3 separate regions of the Homo sapiens genome follow, and regions 2 and 3 are each linked to region 1. The links are chromatin loops, found by intact Hi-C in ENCODE. Cell type or tissue: A673. All regions are shown on one strand.

What was found. Peaks named below come from ENCODE experiments on the same cell type or tissue, not always from the same donor. Only the 100,000 strongest peaks of a DNase experiment are listed, where the experiment ranks them.
Region 2: it touches region 1 in a loop (3-fold over the local background); 16 of 110 quality-filtered maps call a loop at or near these places.
Region 3: it touches region 1 in a loop (4-fold over the local background); 2 of 110 quality-filtered maps call a loop at or near these places.

What each region holds. Positions count from the first base shown.
Region 1 is chr20:17,277,452-17,285,451 of GRCh38, forward strand. All of the region lies in intron 2 of PCSK2 (proprotein convertase subtilisin/kexin type 2), which reads left to right. The region is part of intron 2 of LOC105372546 (a long non-coding RNA gene); the gene reads right to left. Among named protein-coding and RNA genes, the nearest start is that of PCSK2, 54 kb to the left of the region's middle. In A673, CTCF peaks have their summits at 4,220 (motif pointing left) and 4,240 (motif pointing left); DNase peaks (open chromatin) are centred at 4,220 and 5,270; H3K4me3 peaks cover 360 bases; H3K27ac peaks cover 2,938 bases.
Region 2 is chr20:16,799,909-16,807,908 of GRCh38, forward strand. No RefSeq gene overlaps it. Among named protein-coding and RNA genes, the nearest start is that of OTOR, 56 kb to the left of the region's middle. In A673, CTCF peaks have their summits at 2,204 (motif pointing right) and 4,226 (motif pointing right); DNase peaks (open chromatin) are centred at 2,213, 4,253 and 5,553; H3K27ac peaks cover 1,187 bases; H3K27me3 peaks cover 582 bases.
Region 3 is chr20:17,340,660-17,348,659 of GRCh38, forward strand. All of the region lies in intron 2 of PCSK2 (proprotein convertase subtilisin/kexin type 2), which reads left to right. Among named protein-coding and RNA genes, the nearest start is that of PCSK2, 120 kb to the left of the region's middle. In A673, no CTCF peak of the experiment used is centred here; a DNase peak (open chromatin) is centred at 3,622; H3K4me3 peaks cover 1,005 bases; H3K27ac peaks cover 3,571 bases.

The DNA.
Region 1 (8,000 bases):
AAAACAAGCAATGGGGAAAGGATTCCCGATTTAATAAATGGTGCTGGGAAAACTGGCTAGCCATATGTAGAAACCTGAAACTGGATCCCCTCCTTACACCTTATACAAAAATTAATTCAAGATGGATTAAAGACTTAAATGTTAGACCTAAAACCATAAAAACCCTAGAAGAAAACCTAGGCAATACCATTCAGGACATAGGCATGGGCAAGGACTTCATGTCTAAAACACCAAAAGCAATGGCAACAAAAGCCAAAATTGACAAATGGGATCTAATTAAACTAAAGAGCTTCTGCACAGCAAAAGAAATTACCATCAGAGTGAACAGGCAACCTACAGAATGGGAGAAAATTTTTGCAACCTACTCATCTGACAAAGGGCTAATATCCAGAATCTACAATGAACTCCAACAAATTTACAAGAAAAAAACAAACAACCCCATCAAAAAGTGGGCGAAGGATATGAACAGACACTTCTCAAAAGAAGACATTTATGCAGCCAAAAAACACATGAAAAAATGCTCATCATCACTGGCCATCAGAGAAATGCAAATCAAAACCACAATGAGATACCATCTCACACCAGTTAGAATGGTGATCATTAAAAAGTCAGGAAACAACAGGTGCTGGAGAGGATGTGGAGAAATAGGAACACTTTTACACAGTTCATGGGACTGTAAACTAGTTCAACCATTGTGGAAGTCAGTGTGGCAATTCCTCAGGGATCTAGAACTAGAAGTACCATTTGACCCAGCCATCCCATTACTGGGTATATAACCAAAGGACTATAAATCATACTGCTGTAAAGACACATGCACACGTATGTTTATTATGGCACTATTCACAATAGCAAAGACTTGGAATGAACCCAAATGTCCAACAATGATAGGCTGGATTAAGAAAATGTGGCATATATACACTATGGAATACTATGCAGCCATAAAAAATGATGAGTTCATGTCCTTTGTGGGGACATGGATGAAGCTGGAAACCATCATTCTCAGCAAACTATTGCAAGGACTAAAAACCAAACACCGCATGTTCTCACTCACAGGTGGGAATTGAACAATGAGAACACATGGACACAGGAAGGGGAACATCACACACCAGGGACTGTTGTGGGGTGGGAGGAGAGGGGAGGGATAGCATTAGGAGATATACCTAATGCTAAATGACGAGTTAATGGGTGCAGCACACCAACATGGCACATGTATACATATGTAACAAAGCTGCACGCTATGCACATGTACCCTAAAACTTAAAGTATAATAATGATATAAATAAATAGATAAATAATAATGGCCCTGTAACCCCAACACTTTGGGAGGCCAAGGTGTGTGGATTGCTTGAGCCCAGGAGTTCAAGACCAGCCTGGGCAACAGAGCAAGACCTCTGTTGCCTTTTTTTTTTTAACTTGCTCACTTTCCTATCTCCTTATGTCTAATTTTTCCCCTACATTGTCTAATAGTTTCCTAAATTTTTTCAGTATGGTCAAACGCATCCCCTAAACGATCCATTGCTTTATTTGGTTGTCATCCACCCTAGAGATACCATCCTTTGACTTCACGATGTAGTGGTTGCTTTCTGGACCAGCTCACACCTCTTACCCTAGCACTTCCTTCACTATTATCCCAGGAATTCCCTGTTGGCTGGATAGTGTTGGATTCCTCTTTCCTGGAACCCCTTCATTTCCCTTTCTCAGATTATTTCCGCATTCCGATGCAGAATGTCCTTCATGAGAGGCGACTTTTTAGGACTTTTAATCTGCGTTCAAATCAATTAATAGTTTGACGGTTATCAACTATTAGGTTGGGAATAAACATCTCTCAGAAATTTGCAAGTGTTTCTCTGTTATCTTTGCCTACAATGGTGCCATTGGGAGGTCAAGATCATTCTAATTCCTGTTTCCTGGTATTCCTCTTTCTCTCTAGAATTTGCTCTTAGTTCTCTGCATTTTGTAGTGAAACTCGTTTCTCTTATTTGATTTTTTTGTTTAAGTTCATTTTTTTCCATGAAAGCTATGTTTCTATTGACATGACATTTGAGTATTCATTGCAAAGCTTTAAAATGTGTGTGGCCCAGTGGTGGCTCACGCCTGTAATCCCAGCACTTTGGGAGGCCGAGGCGGGTGGATCACCTGAGGTCCAGAGTTCGAGACCAGCCTGACCAACATGGAGAAACCCTGTCTCTACTGGGCATAGTGGTGCATGCCTGTAATCCCAGCTACTCCAGAGGCTGAGGCAGGAGAATGGCCTGAACCCGGGAGGCAGTGGTTGCTGTGAGCCGAGATCGCGCCACTGCACTCCTGCCTGGGCAACAGGAGCGAAACTCCGTCTCAAAAAAAAAAAAAAAAAAAGTGTGTGGCCCATCCACATGCAAATATCCTTGTTTCTCTGATAAAATTGCTGATTGTATTCTTGAAGTGTTGATTCAATAAGTGTTTTCAAAACAACACTTTTTTATTTTTTTATTTTATTTTTAATTACAAAAGTAATGCATATATGCATTTTTATGCTAAACATCCAAACAAATGTAGAAGACAAAAAAAAAAAACACACTTGTTCCAAATCAAGCTTATATCCTCCGCAGAAGAAAACACTATTATCAATTTAATGTGTAGCTTTCAGACATTTTATTATATGTCAACATGGTTATACATGCACATATGGAAATAGAGAGTTTAATTTTTGTGGTAAGAGTTTTTTAACCAAAATTGAATTGTATAGTATATACTATTTTGCAAATTCCTTTCTTCCATTTAGTAGTATATCTTAGAGAATTTGACTTATAAGTACACACATATTGAATTTTTCTTATTAATGACTGCATAAGATTCCAAAATGTAGATATACTATGGTGGAAATTTCTTTCAAACTTTTCACTACATAAACAACATTGCATGCTTCTTTGTGCACAAATATAATTGTTTCTTTAGGATAGCTGTCAGAAGTGAAATTGATGGGTCAAATTTGTGTTTTGGTCTTGTAATTATGCCTTATCCCAGAATGATGCCATGTGGAAGTTAGACACAGGCCCTTGTGTTTTAGAAAGTGTGGCAGAGCCTTCTCAACTTCAGAGTCACCCAGAGGAAGTTATAAAAGTCAGAAGGGACCTATGGCTACATATAGTGGGCCATGTCTAATAAGAAGGTAGTTTTGTTCCAGAATTCTTTAGGTAGGGAAATGCTCTAACATCTGTTAGCTCTACCTAAGACAAATAGAAGATTCTCCATTAATTCCCCAAGTCAGGAAGTGATAATGAGGTACACCTAGTGCCTGGGTGTTTAAGATCAAAATGATAGCTGAGTAATTAATTGGCACTTTCCATGTGCCTTTTGTCTTTCTAGCTGGCCAAATAAGCATATCTGACAGTGTGTGGCAAATGATAAACTCCCACACCAACCATGTGGAGGCCCGTATCTGCTGCAAAAATCAGTTGTTCCGATTTGCTTTTCAGCAACCTCAGTGGATTGTTCCTTTCTATCCACTGCATTTTCACTTGTCTGGAAGGTCTTTCAAGCAATATGACTATAATTTGCAACCAAATCTGATCTCCCGCCATATTTGCCTTCTCCTTCTTTTTCCTGGAGACTTCTTTCTTCTCCCTTTAAAAGCAAATATTTTTACTTGAAAGTATAGTAACCCAGGTGAGGTTCACCTTCAAGACTCTCCATCTGAGGTCAAACTGGGCATGTGACATTTCTCAGTTGATTTACCATCCACGTTGACTACCCATCTATTAGGCAGATTTTGGAGACAACCTCTTTGTCCTCCTAACTGTGCAATGGAATTAGGCTTCTCCCTTATCGACAATGACCCCATACCTAACTTCAGCCTTCCTGGAACTCCCTTTTTATCTAAACACTTCTCCTGGCCCTGATGAAGAATGCAGTCCAGAAGGAAAGCCAGTGAACTTTAAGGTCAGGTGCTCCTGTCCCTTGGGAGCAAACCTCGGTAAAGACTAGATCCCAAATGTGGGTGCTATATACAACTAGTTCCACCCCTTACTATGTTACCAGTGTTCCCATGGTGATGCTGAGAATGTTACAAGGACCTTTCACTCAGCTATTGTATCAGTTCAGGCTGCTTGGTCTGGGCATGCCAATAACCATATATAAATGTTTTGTTTCTCTTTATTCTAATTAATCTGCCCACTTAACTTGGCTGGTATGGCTTCTCATCCCTGGCCCACCTTTTATCATACTCTCACCTTTATGTTTGCTGCCCCCTGTTGGTTGCTGTGAATCCCAGTGAATGCTGTATGTTAGCCAAGCAATTGCAGGCCATGGCCAGCCTATGCAGCAAGCCAGGTGTTCTGATACCTTTTCTTGCAGGAATGGGAATGTTTCTGAACCCTCTGGAAAGTGCCCTGCCACTCTCACCTGATTCTCATGCTTACTGGTCCCACCTATGGATAAAGATTCTCTCTGGGAATTGCAGGGAAGCTGCCATTCCTACCTAGTATGATGTCCCAGTAAGCCACTTGACTGTTGCCCTTAGGTACCTCCCCTTCCCCATATTATTCTTAATCTTTGACCTTCCCAGTGCCATTCACACAATCCATAACAGTTCTCTCCTACCCTGGAATATTCTCTATTAGTCTGACTCCACCTTTCAGGAGTTTCTCATGGTGTATGCTCCACTGGGGGCACCCATTTTGCTTTCTAATGCAGTTAAGGATGTCTATATAGGCATGTATATATTTACATATATATATATGGATTTATGTTTATATAGCTGTGTATCTGCACAAATGGCAGACAGACAATCCCTACCTCTCTCTCCATACACACACACATAAACACACACACACACATATGTATATATATGTATATTCTGCATATCATATTATAGGATGATACATATGTATGTTAATATCAAAGGGTTCAAAGAAGGGAGAAGACATGGGAAGTGGCTCTTAGTCTGCCATTTGCACTGAGTCCTCTGTAGCTTTAAGAAGAAATATCGATTTATTTCATTGGTTGTGCTTGTTTTTGACCCAAATGTTCACTTTAGCCCATGGTCTGATCTTTTCAAAGACAAGCTTACTCAAGCAAAGAAAGAGGAAAGCTCCCCATTGTCACGTCAATTATAGATAAGTTCATGCCAACATAATACCTCCTCCTCATCTTATTTCTGTAGCTCAGGATAAAAAGATAATCTCCAAAGGAGGCCTAAAAAACAGCCACATTAATTAAAGGAAAGAGATTTTTTTTTTCTAGGAAGTGCCTAATAACTAACGGACAAGCAAAGGAGACTCATTAGTGGAAGTATTTCCTTTGAAAGGGCACACACGCTGTGAAAAAAAAAAAAGAAAGGGTTATGCCAGGCTTTTCTCTTTGTAAATAAAGTGACACCTTTTATCTTTTTTTCTGTTAATAACACAGGCTGGGGAGAATGAGTCTGAGGGAGGCTTGTAGATAAGCTGGCAGGATTTGAAGATTATTCAGATCTTTAGTTTCTTATTTCTCTATGTTCTAGGGTAAGACTTTTCTTCATTGTTCATGGCCTTGTATAAAGAATGGTTAGGATTGGGGATCTTAGGGAGTTAGGCTTAAGAGTGGTGGCTTAGACTCCATTATCCCAGTTAACTGATGAACCATTTGCCATGAACACCTTTGGTAGGTCATGCTCCATTTAGCAACTGGGCAGGGAATCCGATCACCTCAAACACTACATTCAAACAGAAAGGCAAAAGATGCTATAAAAGCTAGATGGAGAGATAGGTGGATACACAGATAAATAAACCTGATAGAAAGATGATAGATAGAGATATAAATAAGTAGGTAGATAAATGAATAGATAGGTAAAGAGACTACAGAATAATTAGCTAAATTCTGTAGAAAGACCTAAAAGGGAAAAGATATTCACAAGCGGGGGCATTCAGGGTGAGTTTGAATCTTTAAGGAGATTTCAAAAAGGCACAGAGTGATGTCTAGGATTTGCATGATAAACTGGAATCTTACTTGGAGCACATTTTACCAACACCCCATAATGAAGGTTACACACAGAAACAGCCTCAGACTCTCCAGAAGGAACTGTCGAATTTGATGAGCACACATAGAGCTAGACTAAATGGATGGGGTGCTGAGGCTGGGCTTCCATACCTTAAGTACCTACGAATCATGTGAGTGATTAAAAGATTTCTTAGGTCAGGCCTAATTTCTAATCATCTCTCACTCAAGCCAGCATATGGCCACTGTATGAGTTCAAGAGTGAGCATTTTTTTGAAACGCAGTTAAGACTTCAGTTTCCTGCACCGAAGAACTAAGTCACTGGCAACTTGTCATGCTAGAGAAAAAGGCAGGGGACAATTCCATCTCAGGTATCATCACTTCACGTTGCTTACCCTACCTACCTAAATCCAGCTAGCATGTTTGCTCAGCCCCACGTCAGCTAGAGTAGAAATTACTTATCCACTTCTCCTCTACACAAACCTCTCTTTATGAGTACAAATAAGGAAAACAAGCCTGCCAAATGACAGTTTGTCATTGCAGGAGCCATGGCCAGAATCCACATTTCCCATATCTAATGAGTGTGACTCCAGCCATGTTCTTCATTTACATTTATATCGTTCACAGGAATCCATGTAGCCCTGACTTTTGTGGGCATTGTTATATCAACTCCACCCCCACCATTGCCATCTCATCTGGTTTGGGAGTTAACAAAGCTCTGTCATCTTCTGAGTACTGTGTGAGATGGCCCAGAAAGGTATCATTGTTCTCACTTGGGAACATTGTTCCCACTAAATGGAGAGATGGAGGTTTATGGAGCTAACAGTCAAAGAGTAGCAGTCACATCCAGGTCTTCAGCAGCACCAGGCTTGGCCCCGTATACATGAACTCTGACTGCTCCATCACTAACAAGGCACATCTAATCTGGAACTGTGCCTTATGCTTTGCTAACTGTGACATACAGCACACTATTGGCAATGGCTTTCGTCCACTCCATCCACCATCACCACTGGCTCTACTTTGCAGGAGTTATCTGATCCATTTTCTCTGTTGTTTCCTTGTGAGGGAGAGCAGACATGCACAAGCTATTGTCAAAGGACAAATTACAACAAATTTAGTTTAAAGATCTCGCTGGGCTTTATAGCAATTTTAGAATTGGTCAACACTTAATTCCATAAAATAGAATAAGTGTTCCAATGAGCCTAGCAGAAGAGGTTGGCTTTCTAGACAGAGAATGTAATTGTACTAGGTTTGTTGCCCGATGTGCATGGCAAATCAATATGCCAAGACACTGGATTGTGACAGAGAAGAGATTTAACCATAGGGCCACCAAATGAGGAAGAGGGAGGGAAAATCAAATCTGTCTCCCCAAGGAGTTTGGGGATAGAGTTTTTAAGGGTTATGGAGTGGGCTGAAGCATGGAGATTGTTGACGGGGTGAAGAGTACAGAGTGAAGTCATGGGACAGGGAGATAAAGAAACTATATTCTCACTCTGATTTCATTACTCTGTGGGGGGTTTCAAACTGGTTGGCAACAACTGTTTTGCTGGAATTCAGGATCTGGAAAACACCTTAAGCAATTCTTAAACAAAAGTCTTGTGATTTTAATGTCAGAGATCTTATCTATAGGAACAATGGGGATGCCAGTGGTCAGGATCAGTGCTCTGTGACTATCAGGTTCAAGGAAGTGGGTAAAAGTGAAGGCTGATTATTTACTCTTATTTATAACTATATTTCTGTCCAGAATTCTTCTTAACCCTGTGAGGATGGCTTCAAGAAGGGTTGAAGAAAGCAGAAACAAAGAACAAAGGATGTATTCATTATTTTTCAAAGTTACTTTTTCTTGTCGGGTGGGAACAGGGAAATAGAACAATAGAAAAATAACTGATTAGTTAACATCAAGTCATGTCAGGCTACTTATTTTGTGTAAGGAATACAGCAGAAGGAACTTTATTACCATGTCGATTGATAATTAAAACTGACCTGCTTGGAAAATGGCTGTTATTTCTGTCTCCCGATTTCTCAGAAGGCTGGATAATGTCATAGTT
Region 2 (8,000 bases), 480 kb before region 1:
AAAACCAATGGTTAGAGCGTAAAATAGAAATCTCTGTATATATTTTCTAGAAACAGCCTCCATCATTTGGATAAAAAGTGGTAATCGGCCATTTGTTACCACTGACTTTTGTGAGAAAATTACTGTTGAGTACATCTAGAACAATGAATTGACTTGCTCAATCTTCGTTTAACCTTCCTTCTAAGTTTGAGAGGTTTGAAAGCCAAACACTGTATTTTTCAGATTTCTTTGCCGTTAGAGTTCTGGAAGCAACTTAAGCTTTGTGATTAGATTGACTCACATGATGTTTGGATCATAGGAATGAGGTGAAAGCATCTTCCTGCATACGTGTTGGCTGAATCTGTTGGGAAACAAGGAGATTCTGAAGCATCTTGCCAAAAGACTACTGAGTTTTCTGGCCCCATAGACACCAGTGGCTTCTCGAATTTGGGAGAACTCCAGGGGTGGTCTCTGGGCCGGTAGTTTCCCTGGTGGGTCGCTTCTGCAATGTTCCAACAGCTGATGATTCCTGAAGCCCAGCCCAGAATGTGCTCCTTTAGGTTCAGCAGTGACTTTGTAAATGTCTGTATTAAATCCTTCCCTGCTTAAAATAAGCAGGGTGGGTTCTGTTCTTACCCCAAACTGTAATGGATACAACAATAATCAAGGGTTTGGAGAGTTCATCGTTGAGGTGTCTTGACTGGGTTTTAAATTTGTCAGTGAAACTGACAAATTTTCTTGAAGAAGTGGTAAAAGCTATTAATTTTATTAAATATTGGTCCATAAATATGTATCTTTTAAATTATCTGCATGATGAAATGGGAAGTGTGCAGAGAGCACTTCTGCTGTACACCAAAGTACAACATTCATTCAGAGGAAAAACTCTTGTCTGGTTGTTAGGGTTGTGAGGGTTGTAATCACTTTTTTTTTGGTGGAATGCTATTTTTACTTGAAATAACTGACAGATAAAGTAAGGTTATTCAGATTTGGGTGTTGGGTGTTTTCTAAAAAATAATCAGAATGAATGTGTCATTTCGAGGAAAACCAGTTGGTACTTGGTGAAAAAATACGAACTTTCAAGCAAAAACTAGAATTGTAGGAAATGTGTATTCACCACAGTGAGCTTGACATTTTCTTCACTTAAAGACTTTTCTGATATGATTAGTGATGAAATTACTACACACATTTTTTTTTTTTTTGAGACAGAGTCTCGCTCTGTCGCCCAGGCTGGAGTGCAGTGGCACAATCTCAGCTCACTGCAAGCTCCGCCTCCCGGGTTCACGCCATTCTCCTGCCTCAGCCTCCAGAGTAGCTGGGACTACAGGCGCCCGCCACCACGCCCGGCTTTTTGTGTGTGTGTGTGTGTGTGTGTGTGTGTGTGTGTGTGTGTGTGTGTGTGTATTTTTAGTACAGACGGGGTTTCACTGTGTTAGCCAGGTGGTCTCAATCTCCTGACCTTGTGATCCACCCGCCTTGGCCTCCCAAAGTGCTGGGATTACAGGCGTGAGCCACCGCGCCCGGCCACTAAACACATTTTTGATTGCACAATGTAATGTAGTACGTTAACACTTGGGAGGTCTACATAACTCAGTAGCCCATATTTTCCTGAGAAGTAAGGTTACAAAATCATGCACTGGTAAATATCTATGCAAAGTGGAAGAGAAACCAATAGATTTTAATGTAACTGTGAAGAAAAAGTTCACTGACACATTTGCAGATTTCACAGTGCAGCTCAACTTCAAGAAACTATCACTCGTCAAGTTTTGTTGTAGTATCCAGAAAGAATATCTACAATTATTTGAAAAGGCTATATATTTGTGGAGGTTGAAATTTTCTTCATGTAATCAACAGAAACAACATATTTAGATTTAATGTAGAAGCATATATGAGAACCCAGATGTCTTTTATTAAGCCCTATGCTATAGATATGCAGGATTTTAAGACAATGCATCTTATTGTTTGGAAAGCAACGCTACTTTTAATAATATATGTTATTCACCCTAATATGTAACAGGTTTATTGTTATTTTAATACATAAGAAAATACTAAAATTTTCTGCTTCAATTTGTAATTCTATAAATATCGATAGATATGGCCCATTTGCACAGAAATTCTTTACGGCCCTCGATAATTTTTAACAGTATACAGGGATCTTATGAACAAAAAGCTTGATAACTGCTGTTTTAGAGAACAAGCAAGTCAATACCACCTTCCGCCAGGAGATGCCGCCACTAACACATGTTGCACACTGACGGCTTAAATTTGAGGCTTCAGGGTCTGCAATACACACAGGTGACTTACATCAGTTTAATTTTTCACTTAAGCTAATGGTGAGAAGAAGACAATAGAGAGAGGAAGACCATCTCTAAGTCTTAATACAATTCAAAATGAACTTCTGATCAGACCTAGGCAGGGAAACAAGAAAAACAAAAGAAAGGATGATCTCAAAACTGCAGAGGGGAAACAATCACTGTTTATTGGCACCGCCTGCAGCAGCGAGCGCTGCCCTCTCCGCATCGGACCTCCAGGCTGGAGAGCACCCCTGGATTTCCAGCTATAAATGAGGTCAAGCTTTTTCCGGAAGGAAACTTTTCCACTGCTCTCGTTGCTCTTTACATAAAGAGCAAAATTCCTAGCCACGAACTTCAAGTTACTGTGAGACTTGGCCCTGACCCCAGTCGTACACCCTCCAATGCCCACAGACTGAATCTATTTCACCAAATTTACAGAAGTGGTTCTCTGAGCAATACTTCACAGCCATGGAGCTGTCTTAAACATGATGTCATTTCCCTAGTATCATGAAATATTATATAATATTATTTATGTAGCTTGTTCTCTGGGAAATCTGTTCTGAGAAATTGCGTCATCTCCAAAACGTAGTGCCCAACCACCTGGAATATAATTATGATTATTAGCGGCTAAATATTGTGAAGTCTCTGTTCCTAATTGTCCAGAACCATTAGCAATGCCTTAGAATGTGTATATTTCCCTCCCATATTGATGTCCCCGCACTTGAAAATAATCAATCCCTTCTAATTTACAGTTGCTGTGAAATATGAAATGTAATGATATCACTACCAACTGATATCAGTTCTGGAGCACAGTCATATTCTTTTCTGATTTTTCTTTCTTTGTTTCCTGTTCTTCATGTGAATCCTTTTTGCTGTGCTGATTTGGGCTCACTAATTTTTCCTCTGGATTTTCATTTCTCTGCCTTCTTCAAGGGAATCCCTGTGCCTTCTGCTGATTTCATATCTCCAGCCTTACTCTGGCTAACTCACACTCACTCCCCTCCTACCCACTGCCAGCCGAGAAAGGGTGGTGGCTCTTTCTTCATCTGCAGAAGAGGAATCTCATGTGTGTATGGGAGAGGAAAGTTCAATGCCCTGGTATGGGTCATTCATCAAATTGTCTTCTATCCTGCCTTCCAGAGATCTAGGTAAACTAGCTTGGCCATCAATGCCATGGCTCATCAATGTCCAAGACCCAATCTAAAAGATTGGCTAAGAATTTTGGGAGGCTTATGTTCACAGGGCCTTCTCAGTCTCCAGGCTTCTTATACTTCCAGTCTCTGCTTTGCCCTAGGATGCGTGAAACAACACCCCCTTTGAATTTTGCCTGAAGTCCACTGGCTGAAAGCATTGATGAGCATTGTGCACTTTGTGGGGTCATTTCAGGGGAGTTCAGAAGACAGCAATAGAATCAATTTTGCAATGGAATGGCAAGCAATACTATTTTCCTTTGTCGTCCCTCCCCTCACCTAGTCCCAGCCGCCTTTTGCTTTGCTGGCTGTTTTTATCCATCCTCCCTTGGCTCTCATCTCTTCTCTCATCTCTCCTCATCTTCCTGGATCGGTAAGTCCTCCCTTCTGCAGCTTGGCACCAGCAGGCAGAAGGCTGCAGAAGGGAGGGCAAAAGACTTACTGATCCAGCCTTCAGCAGGCATTTTCTTTTGGAAATTGATATGCTAATTCTAATATTATATGGCGATGCCAAAGACCTGGAACAGCCAGAACACTGAAAAAAGAACAACAAATTTGGAGGGCCAACACTCTCTGATTCCAAGAATTATTATAAATCTGGGTGATCTTTAGAAAACTCTGATGCCCAAGCCACACTGCAGAACCATTAAATTTCCATCTGTAAGTGTGGGGCCCAGCAGCAGGAGTTTTTAAAGCTCCCCGGATTATTCCTCTGTGCAGCCCAAATTTAAAGCTGCCCCAAGCCGGCGTATTTCATTAGTCCTCTAGAGGGCGCCCCAAGCTCGCAACTGACCGAGGAATGGCGCTTGCAACTAAATAGATGGTCACCAGACCTTCTGAAGCTGACTTTATCAGACAATCAGATAATGTGGGGAAAGAAGGAAGAATAAAGAATAGAAACAGCCGAGCGCGGTGGCTTATGCCTGTAGTCCAGCAGTTTGGGAGACTGAGGTGAGAGGATCGCTCGAGGTCAGGAATTCAAGACCAGTTTGGGCAACATAGCAAGACCCTGTTTCTACAAAAAAAAAAAAATTATCTGTGCATGGTGGCATGAGCCTGTAGTCTTAACTGCTAGGAAGGCTGAGGTGGGAGGATTGCTTGAGCCCAGGAGGTCGAGGCTGCAGTTAGCTATGATTCTGCCACTGCATTCCAGCCTGGGCCACAGAGTGAGACTCTGTCTCTAAATATATATATATATAAAATATTTGTATAAAATATATTACTATTATTTTAATATTTTATTTAATATTATTTACTATTTATATGTATTATATATATGTATGACTGATGAACACTACCACTGGCAGTATTATTTTTTTAGTTACATTAAGTATTTGTCATGTAGGGGAATTGAAAACAGTTTAACCGCTTTTGATTCTGTATCAATGGCATCCTTGTATGAAAAGAAACACTAATTCTAAATTAATCTTTGTGGCTAATGGGACTTTAGATTTAGCCTGGCCGTTGGAACCTCATCAGTCTTGGCTCTGGTTTAATCTTCTAAGCAAGCACTTCCACGGTCCTACATGTCCCTTTTGTTTCAGCCGTGCTGGTCTAATCACCTTTTTCCAAACTTGAGGTCCTACTGCCCCCCTAGGTTAAGTGGCACCTCCCTAGGCTGACTTCGACATTCCCCAGCCCTGTCACAGCTCTGGTCTGGATGCTGATTAGGAACTTGTTAACATCTTCCTGGCTCATCGATACCCCCTGTAATTTTGAATTGTTTTATGCCTTGACCGATCAACTAGAGTGTATACTTTGTGAGTCCCAGGACCTCATCTTTAATAATCATGAGTAGTACTTGCATATAGATGGTTGATCCATATTTGCTTGATGAAAATATTTGTTCTGGTTTGATGAGCTTAAAGTGAGTTTGAGAAAAGGGTCCAGTTTTACCATTTTCTCCCTAGGTCTTAGCATCCTGCCTGGAACAGAGAAAGCACTTAACACACCATTGTTGACTGAGATGTATGTGTCCATGTTCAGTACCTACTTGCACAGGAATGTGATTTTCCTTGAGCCTATTCCTTTAGGCTGAATCTTGCTCCCCCTCCCTCTCCTCCTCCTGGCCCTCCCACTTCTCATTTGCTTTTGCGTTCAGCTCTCTTAAAGGAACTACTCTGAATACATAGTATTTCCTCCCTTTATGCTGTGGATTGCCTTCCCTCCCTGCTTCTCCCCTCTTATCCTCCCCATCTTTCCCTTGTCTTTCTTATACATGTGTTTTTTGTTTTTTAAATTAATACATTAAATAAGATTGAGGTAGTGAGGAGTTAAGTAATATTTTAGATATTTGCAACAACTCTAATGCATCTGCATATATCTGTGGTTTTATTGGTGACAAAATCATGGGAATGGCCAGTACTGCTGTGGTTTATCAACCTACACTCAAATTGAACAAAATGTTACATTTCAGTAGAGTTTAGTGAAAATAAAAATGTGCTTCTCCCTCATGAATTCTCTTAATTCTGTTCAGAAACCCATGGTGGCAGGAGAGGTTTGTGATTCCGCAGGTTAAGAACCTCTTTTCTACAAAAATATGACAAACACAAGATTTATATTTAATGGTCAAATGAGTTCCTTTTCTTTCCTTGTTCCCTCCCTCCCTTCCTTCCTTCCTTCTTTCCTTCCTCCCTTCCTCTTTCTATTAAAACCATTTAAATTTTCAGAAAAGTTTCTAAGTTGCTATCTTTAAGTGCAAATTTCTATGGGAAACACCAGAGACTGCTCTCAGTAGTTCTCAAACTTAAGTGTGCATCAGAATCACCTTCAGAGCTTGTTAAACTTCAGATAACAGTTCTCCACTCCCAGCGCTTTGATGCAGCAGGAGCCTGAGAATCTGCATGTCTGACACGTTCCGGTAATGCTGATGTTACTGGTGTGGGATGCCTCTTTGAGAACCACTCCCTTTAAACCTTCAAACTCTCTCACACAGAGCCTGACATTCCGATGTTCTGGTGGTTTGAGTTGCAAGTGACCATCTTGGAAGGAGCATTTGCTGTAGTCAGGGTGGAGCAAGAAGCACCACTGGTGTGTGATCAGGAGGCGACAGGACTGTGGGAGACAAGCTTGGGGCAGACCCCGTGGGCACTGGAGGCACAGCTGATGTGGCAGATGACCAGGGTGTTTTAACCCGCACCCCTGGTCCTGCTGAAAGCATCCCTGTAAGCTTTATAAAATCAATCAAGGAAGAAGGGAACAACGATAAACCAAGCTTGCAGCACACTCAGCACTAATCAGTAGGTCAGCTTGCCTTCTGCCCGGCTTCCTCGTAGTTGTTTTCCTGTTGTCCTAGAATCATGTAAACCCTATCATAAGATTTTAGCTCCTCTTGCCGGGGGCGGTGGCTCACGCCTGTAATCCCAGCACTTTGGGAGGCCAAGGCGGGCAGATCACGAGGTCAGGAGATAGAGACCATCCTGACTAACATGGTGAAACCTGTCTCTATTAAAAATACAAAAATTAGCCGGACGTGGTGGCGGGCACCTGTAGTCCCAGCACTGGGGAAGCTGAGGCAGGAGAATGGCGTGAACCCCGGAGGTGGAGCTTGCAGTGAGCTGACATCATGCCATTGCACTCCAGCCTGGGAAAAAAAAAAAAGATTTTCGCTCCTCTTAACTGCTCTATAGATAACAACAAAAGGTTAAGTTTTCTATTTGAGATATTCTTTCAGGTCCTGCAAACTCGTGAAACTACTGACGCCAATGAATCTGAAGGACCCCACGAGGAGCTGACTCACCAAAGAATGTAGTTTCCACATCCTGATTATTTCACTCCTGTTATCACAACCAAACAGCAACCCCAGTTTTCTAGGCCCTTGCCCCCATAATCCCCTTAAAAACCCCAGCCAAGACCTCCATGGGGAGATGGGTTTGAGGGCCCCCTCCCGTCCCCTGGCCTGGCCTCCCTGCAATCACTGAACTCTTTCTCTGCTGCCATCCCTGCTGTATTGGGCTGTTATGGCACAGCAAGCATCCGTGCCTGCCGATTCTGTAACACCACCTGAGTTTGCCAGTGCCTGTGGCAGTCAGTCCTCAGCATGCTGACATTTTTCAGCATGTGGGGATTTTCCCCTGCACCCCCAGAGGGTGAAATGACACCCCTTGGGGCAGCAGCTGCCAACCCATAGGGTTTGTGGCGATATTCCCCAGCCTTCCAGTTCTGGGTGCAGTCCACACCCTTCCACAGAGCTGGCTTGAGACTCTGTTGCCCATAGCAGTCATCACTCATTAATCTTGCTTCAGTGGCCATTTCCACCCTCCCTGCCTCATTCTCTCCTCTTTCTCTTCCCTCCTGCTTCCTGGAATCACCTTCCAAATAAACCTACTTGTTCCCAAGTGCTTGCCTCAGGAACTGCCTTTCAGGAAACCCAGTCGAAGATGTGTGTTCACATCCTAGCCTGCCACTTCCCTTCTGGGTGACCCTGGGCAATGAAATAAATCTCTTGAGCCCCATTTCCTTGCAGTGCCATAGGACAGCACTTCCATCTCCCAGAGTTATTATGGAGACAGACTGAAATAATATTCAAGAAGAATCCTGG
Region 3 (8,000 bases), 63 kb after region 1:
AATTAATACACCAAGGAATTTCTTCTGGTTCTTACGCTTAGTTATTTTGCAGTGCAGTGTTTTTCCCTGAATCTTCAGCAGAATGTTCCCCTCCCCTGTTCCTTGCATTTTTCATTCCAGCTCTCCTATGTGGGCTTCTTTTTTCTGGCTTACTTATTTTTAAATGAGATAAGCTTTACCCAAACCCAGAATTCACCACCAGACTCACTGCTGGGTTGTCCCTGATCTGTCCATTAACTAAGTCACCTCCTGAGAGATAGCACTGGAAGAGCATAGTTCTTTGCCAAATTCCCAATGTTTAAAGGATTGGCCGGGCGCAGTGGCTCATACCTGTAATCCCAGCACTTTGGGAGACTGAGGCAGGTGGATCACTTTGAGGTCAGGAGTTCGAGAGCAGCCTGGCCAAAATGTCTCTACTAAAAATACAAAAATGAGCTGGGCATGGTGGTGCATGCCTGTAATCCCAGCAACTTGGGAGGCTGAAGCAGCAGAATCACTTGAACCCAGGAGACAGAGGTTGCAGTGAGCCAAGACCGCACCACCGTACTCCAGCCTGGAAGGCAGAGCGGGACTGTCTCAAAAATAAATAAATAAAATAAAAGATTGCAGGGTTTAAATTGAATCTCTTCCTACCCTTACTGCATATTTCTCTGACATTCTGAACAAATAAGTGATTAAAAAATGACAATCCACCAGGGTTCTTATGTTTCCACTCACACACTTGAAAGTTGTGATTTATAGCTCCCGAAGTGAAGCGGGCCGCCCCCAGTATCTACCTCCTTTCCATAAGCTGTGTATTTTGGAAATGTATATGTCTACGTATTATTTTATGTTTACCCTTTCAAAGAAGGGGTCTTGCTGAAAAATTCCCTTGTTTTCAGGAACCCTGCAGAGATGGACCGTCAAATGTGTTTATCTATTCAGCCGCACTGAATAGCTACACTACTTAGCAGCAATTCTTTTGAATTCTAGCAGCAGATGGACTATGAGTTCTGCTTTTCATGGCGTGTCTTGAGTACTTCAGTGAGAAACTCAAGAGCACTAGGCAAGGAGTTAGTATCCAGAAGCCTCTTTCAGAAAAATGATTCTGGCAGAAAACTGTTTTTAAGAGGGACAGACACAAGAGTAGAATAACCACATGTGCTCTCAAAAGTCAGACTTGTTTACAGAAAAATCTATCTCCACAACTTTTTTTTTCCACAGTGTTCCATGAACATGCTCCAGGGCCACCTCTCAATACTCACATGTGCAATATGCATTTTTGCATCTTTCCAATCCTGTCCAGCCTGCTTCAGCTGCTGTTCAGTGAGAACCATGTGTTCCCAAAACTGTAAGTTTAGCCTGGCCACAGGGGTAATTGATTTTCTTTGATTTGTTTGTATGAAGCACTATCCAGTCCCATTTTACAAGAAGGAGAATTGGAGTAGACAGTTTAAGGAGTGGACTACATACTGTAAATGTTCTTGAGTGATAAGGTGTGTGTCACACCCAGCACCAGCAAATTACACATACACACACACATACAGCAAAATTAGCATCATTCAGAAGTTCTTCCCACACATTCCAAGAAACATTGTTGAGATGGTGTTATTATTCCATGCTTACTTATTTAGAATGCATTTAGTGTTAAGCAATCTATAACGCTCTTGTTTGTTTCTTTGCTTGTTTGTTTGTTTGTGACAGAGTCCTTCTCTGTCACCCAGACTGGAGTGCAGTGGCGTAATCTCCGTGCACTGCACCCTCCACCCCACTGAGGTCAACCAATCCTCCTACCTCAGCCTCCCTGGTAGCTGGGACTACAGGCATGTATCAACATGCCTGGCTAATTTGTGTATTTTTTGCAGAGATGGGGTTTCACCATGTTGTCCAGGCTGGTCTCAACTCCTGGACTCAAGCGCTCCACCTGCCTCAGCCTTCCAAAGTGCTGGGATTACAGGCATGAGCCACCAGGCCTCGCCTATAAAGCTCTTTAATAAACTTTTTTTTTTTTTTGAGACAGGGTCGTGCTCTGTTGCTCAGACTGGAGTACAGTGGCACGATCATGGCTCACTGCAACCTTGACCTCCTGGGCTCTAGTGATCCCCACCTCAGCCTCTCAAGCACCTGGGACTATAGGTGCGCACCACCACACCTGGCTAATTGTTTTCTTTTTCTTTTCCTTTTTTTCTTTTTTTTTGGTAGAGATAGGGTCTTGCTATATTGCCCAGGCTTGTCTTGAACTCCTGGCTTCAAGGAATCCTTCCACCTTAACCTCCCAAGGTGCTGGGACTACAGGCATAAGCCATGCACCTAGCCAACAATTATTTTTTATCACAACACAGCGAGGTTCCTGCTATAATTATCCTGACTTTACAGATGAGAAAACAAATGTACAGAAAGCTTAAAAAACTTGACTAAGGCCAAACAACTAGCAAGTGGTAGATTCAGTATGTGGGCCTAGACAGTCCTTCTCCAGAGACTGACTCTCACTATCCCTTTATTCAGCACTCTCTGTATTGCATGAGAAAAAATACATGTTGCATCTGTAGCTGAACTTCATACAACGCACACCAACTACATTTGGGAGACAGATTCATTTATTTACAAATTCCCAGTGGCCACCAAAACATCTGATAGTTAAAAAGCCCATCTTAAATGTTTGTGGAAATGAATGGAATTGGATGGTTTTAGTAGCTTCAATTTGACTCATCTAAGAAAACAGTATAACCCACATGTAGCTGTCCTCCTGAGGGTGGCCTCTGTTTTCACTATCTGCCAGCCATGAAACAGGGCTGCTTCATCCCTGCACAGATATCTTCAGTAGAACTTGTCAGCAACCAACCTCACTTCTCCAGCATGAATATTAGCTCTCTCTCTGCATGCGGGAGGCAGAATAATGACCTTCTCAAAGATGCCCACATTCTAAGCCCTAGAACTTGTGAATATGTTATGCCACATGGCAAGGTGGGGTTAAGGTTTTAGACGAAATGAAAGTTGTTAATAAGCTGGCTTTGAGACAGGGAGATTATCCTGAATTATCTGAATGGCCCCAATGTAATCACGAGTATCCTTACAAGAGGAAGGCAGAAGAGAAAGTCAAGGTGATATCATACAAGAAATATTTCATCCACTGTTGCGCCGTTAATGATGGAGAAATGGGATCATAAGCCAAGGAATGAGGAAGCCTCCAGAAGCTGGAAAAGGCAAAAAAAGAATCCCTGCCCCCTACAAGAGCCTCTAGAAGGAGCACAGCCCTGCTGACACCCTGCTTTTAGACCTCTGATTCCTAGAACTGTAAGAGAATGAATTTGTGTTGTTTTAAGCCACTAAGTCGGTGGCCATCTGTTACAGCAGCCACAGAAAACTGCCCACTGCAGGATGAAAAGCCACTTTCTCCTGGTATTTCTCAAAGGCTAATCTAAGAGCATGGATTGTTCTGTATCTTCCAGGAGCACTATTGCAAAGTCGATTCATTACTTTTTTCATTTGTTCCGCATCACCGTGCTGGGGCTCATTAACGCCCTGTCATCGGGTGCTCTGTGCGTAAGTAGAAGTGTGTTAAGAATCAATCGCTCTGACCTTTATTCCCTGTTGGTGTTTTGTCATTCGTGGGCTGCTTGGCTTGACATATGAATTACTCTCCAGCTGCCTGGTGCTGGGGAGGCACAGTCACCAGCCCCCAAATATTTCAGACATATGCCAATTGCAATTTCAACACACATTTTTTTTCTACCGTCACCCTGGAACTGTTCCATTGGCAATGCATGAAATATGAACAAGAGGAAATAATTGACAAGGCACCACTGTTGACTAAGGGGCTAACCTTTGAGGAAGATTAAAAACAGATGTCCTTGAAGAAGAAAGAACTGAGGAAGTGAATCTTCTCTCCTCTTAACTCTTTAGTTCATTGTCCTCATCCAAAAATTAAACTAACACACTCTGAAGAAGGTTTAAGGAGATCAGGAATTTTCAAGAATTCATTTGTATTCTGTAGCAGACAGCTTGTTTGTTCCCCATTGAAAACCTACAAGAAACAATACTGCAACCTTTGTTATAGCAAATAACTGGTGGGTGTATCCCTCCATGCCAAACACATGCCAAGCATAAAAAATGTGCCTAGAAAAACAAATAACTTTGGAAGGCTCTTTTCCCAGTGCCTTCTTACTTCCTTTGTCTTAGTCCTCCTTTCTGTGATGGTGCCCAACCTAAGCCCTGGATCCTTTGCTGTTGATTTCAGTAGCATTTCTCCCTGACTTGCAGGAAACTGCCCAAGGCTTTCAAAATTACCTTTTCCATAAACTCCTGTTCCTTCCTCGAACAATCTCAACCAGCATCTTTGCAAAAAGCTGCCTAATTAATGACTTCATGCACAAGTGTGGGTAAGTGATAACACCTGGATGTGTTGCCCTTCCCAGAGGACTTGTTTTCCAAATCTTTTCAAATAGAGACATAATCAGCCTGGATAATGAGTGCTCAAAACTAAAGCTTAACCCTTCATGGCAGGAGTGTGGTCAGTGTGCGTGTGCTCAGGGGAGGTGATATGGGTCATTGGAGGCTTTCTTTGTGCCCCTCAAATCACATGATTTGTACTACCCAAATGCTGCCCCTGCTTCCACTCTGACGATGAAATGATTTCATGAATATATTGACCATTATAATTATAGCCAGTGACATTTATAGTATGCTTCATTATTCTCAACAAGAAAAGTTTATTTCATGTCATCCTCACCAATAAGCCTGTGAGGTCAAGAATTCCATCATGTCCGTGCTATACACCAGAAATCAACAAACTTTCTGTAAAGGGCCAGAGAGCAAATATTTCAGGCTTTGAGGCCATATGGTCTCTGTTGCAATTACTCAACTCTACGGCTGCAGTGTGAAAGCAGCCATAGGCAGTGTATAAACAAATGGGCATAGCTATGTTCCAAAAAATTTATTTACAAAAGCAGTCAGCAGACTAGACTTGCCAAACCCATGGTCTGGATGAAGAAAGCACAACCTGGAGAATTTGAGGCCCTACCTCAGAACATGCACAAATCAGAAGCAAACCACCTCAGAACCCAAACCCAGTTCTTTCTTACTTGAAATTCGGTGCTCTTTCACTGAACCACACGGTTTGGGGCATAGTCTTTAGCATTCAGGAGAGTCATGACTTTGGATCAAATCAAGAATACTCTCCACCCACCCATCTCCCCCGTTTTCATCACACACACCTGTAAAGGAGCAGCTGGGGCTGGGGTACCATCATTAGCCTGTGGCCATGGAAACAGAGTCAAGGTAACTGACCCACAGGACCAAGACACATGACCTTGATGCTATTAGCTCTTTCCATTGAAGCTTGCTGGCCATATACAGCATAATTGAATGAAACTGCAGAACTTCTTCAGTCAGATCCACCTGTGCCTTCCAGAAGCACATTAATGAGGCCCCCCTCCGGCACAGAATGGGAACTAGGCAATCCAGACACATCCCCACCCAGCATCCTCCTTCTGGTTCACTAGCAGAACTGGATCATGAATCAACAAAATGAAGGAGGCTTTGCAAGAACAAAGCTTTTGGAACCTGTATTCCTGGGTGGTGCTGGAGCCATTCATTCCTAGCCAGGTGCCATGAGCACTTTCTCTGTGGGCGCTGTTGGCTCCCCTTTACCTCTCACCCCCAAACGCCTTTCCAGGGAGGTGTAGTGCTGAGTGCACTGGTCAGATGTGGGGACACTGACTGTTCACAGCTGGAGTGAAGAGGGACAGAGACTTCTCCTCGTCTCCCCACCATCCTTCTGTTCCTCCTCCCATTTGTCCTCCCAGGAGCTCTCCTTATTAGACTGAGGCCCTTTAGCCTGCCTGCAATGGAAAACAGAGCCATTCACCTGGCCCAGGCAGGCTCTTTGGGGTGCTACAATGTGCATGGCCAAAGCTATTCATGTATTAAAGAGGCTTAGCTAGCTTTGCTTCTTTACTGCACTTACATCTCAGGAGACACTCATTGAGAGGAACATGTCATTTTGGCCAAGAACAGCATTTAGGGACTTTCTAGCTTCTCTGGAAAATTGTCCTGTCAAGTACACCCCAGTCTAACCATTCCTGCCGTAATATCTGGCATAGAGCCTCCATCTTTTAATATCCTTTTCCTTAATATAATTTCCTAAATCCATCTCCTAACATTGCCCCACCACCCTGGAAACAAGCATAGCCCTGGCTGCAATGCACATGTTCCAACCAATATAGAAGCTGAGATTTCACTTTCTCGGGGTTCTCGTTGGCTGCCTTGGCACCTCGCTCCACAAGAAACATCTTTGATCCCTCCCTAATTACATTGATTTATCTCACGGTATACCTTGTATCCAGAGCTTTAGATGATAGATAGCAATTTGTTAATACTTGTCACTAAGACTCAATGACTGGAACTGTGGTCAGAGGCATGCAGCCATATCCTCCCTCCTCAATTGATCATCTTTATTCTTGCAAGATGGTCCAACCTCTCTAAATGAGGGCAATCAATACTGTGCATTCAGCCATAATCGTGGCTTAACTTGGTATTCTTTGAAAACTTAAGCTGTGTAATTTGCCTGTAATTGGGCTTTCCAAAAAGTCATATCTCCTGCTCAAGGAAGCAATTAAGCCGGCACACTCCCTGTCTGCTGCCTGCTCCCTCCCTCCTGGCATCTGACTGCCATGGGCCAAGTCTTCCCTCCGCAGACCTCTCTCCTCTCCAGATCCCTGTTTGGATCTCGACAACCAAAGCCAGCAGTTGGCGGCAAAGCAGATGAACTAGAATATCTGAGCCCCTTGGAGAGGCCTTTTTCTTCCATAATCTCCCACATCACTTCCATCAATCGCTTTTGGGGGTTTCTCGCTTGATGAGCTGTGTCCAGCTCATCAATTCAAACACTGAGATAACACACCGCATTGCAAAGGCAAAGGCAGAAAAGCTAGAGCCCCAACAGTGAACCCTCATGTAAACCATGGACCGTGGGTGATGACGATGTGTCAGTGTCGGTTCAGCACGCGTAACAAATGCACGCTGTGCTCCAGCAGGGATGTTGATAATAATGGGAAGGCAGTGCATGTGAGGAGACAGAGGATATGTGGAACTCTCTGTGCCTTCTTCTCAATTTGCTGTGAACCTAAAACTGCTGAAAGACACATAGACGAAAGAAAGAAAGAAAGAAAGAAAGAAAGAAAGAAAGAAAGAAAGAAAGAAAGAAAGAAAGAAAGAAAGAAAGAGGAGAGAGAAAAAAGAAAGAAAGAAAGAAAGAAAGAAAGAAAGAAAGAAAGAAAGAAAGGAGAGAGAAAAAAGAGAAAGAAAGAAAGAAAGAAAGAAAGAGAAAGAAAGAAAGAAAGAAAGAGGAGAGAGAAAAAAGAGAAAGAAAGAAAGAGAGAAAAGAGAAAGAAAGAAGAAAGAAAGAAAGAAAGGAAAGAAAGAAAGAAAGAAAGAAAGAAAGAAAGAAAGAAAGAAAGAAAGAAAGAAAAGAAAAGAAAGAGAGAGAGAAAAGAAAGAAAGAAAGTCTAACAAAAAGATGTGGAGACATGCCCCTCATGCAGATGGGGACTTGTGTTGCATTTAGGACACACTTAGGAATGGACTCCAGCTGGCTTCTCTTCTCACATTTGATTTGCTTTGTCTTCAGTTAGCTAAGAGCAAGAAGATTAAAGTCCAGGCATCTGGGCAGCTTTGGAGTGAGATGAGCCTAGCTTGAGGTGTTTTGGAACAAGGGAAGTCACTACCCCACTGCCTTTCTACATTACAAAAACATTAGCAAAATTATAGAAGTAACTGCTGGCATTTCTTGAGTTCACACAGTGGGCCAGGTGCTTATATGCACCATCACTTTTGATCCTCACCACAACCAAAGTACACATGGGAGTGGAGGAGCAGCACAGTACGCTAGAGAAGTACCTAGCTAGACTGCTGGAGTGTCGTGTCAGTTTGCGAAGGCTCTCATATGGGGGGCCACAGCCAGGGTGGCTTAAAGAACAGAAATGTATGGAGGTAAAAGTCTCAGATGAAGGTGTCATCAGGGT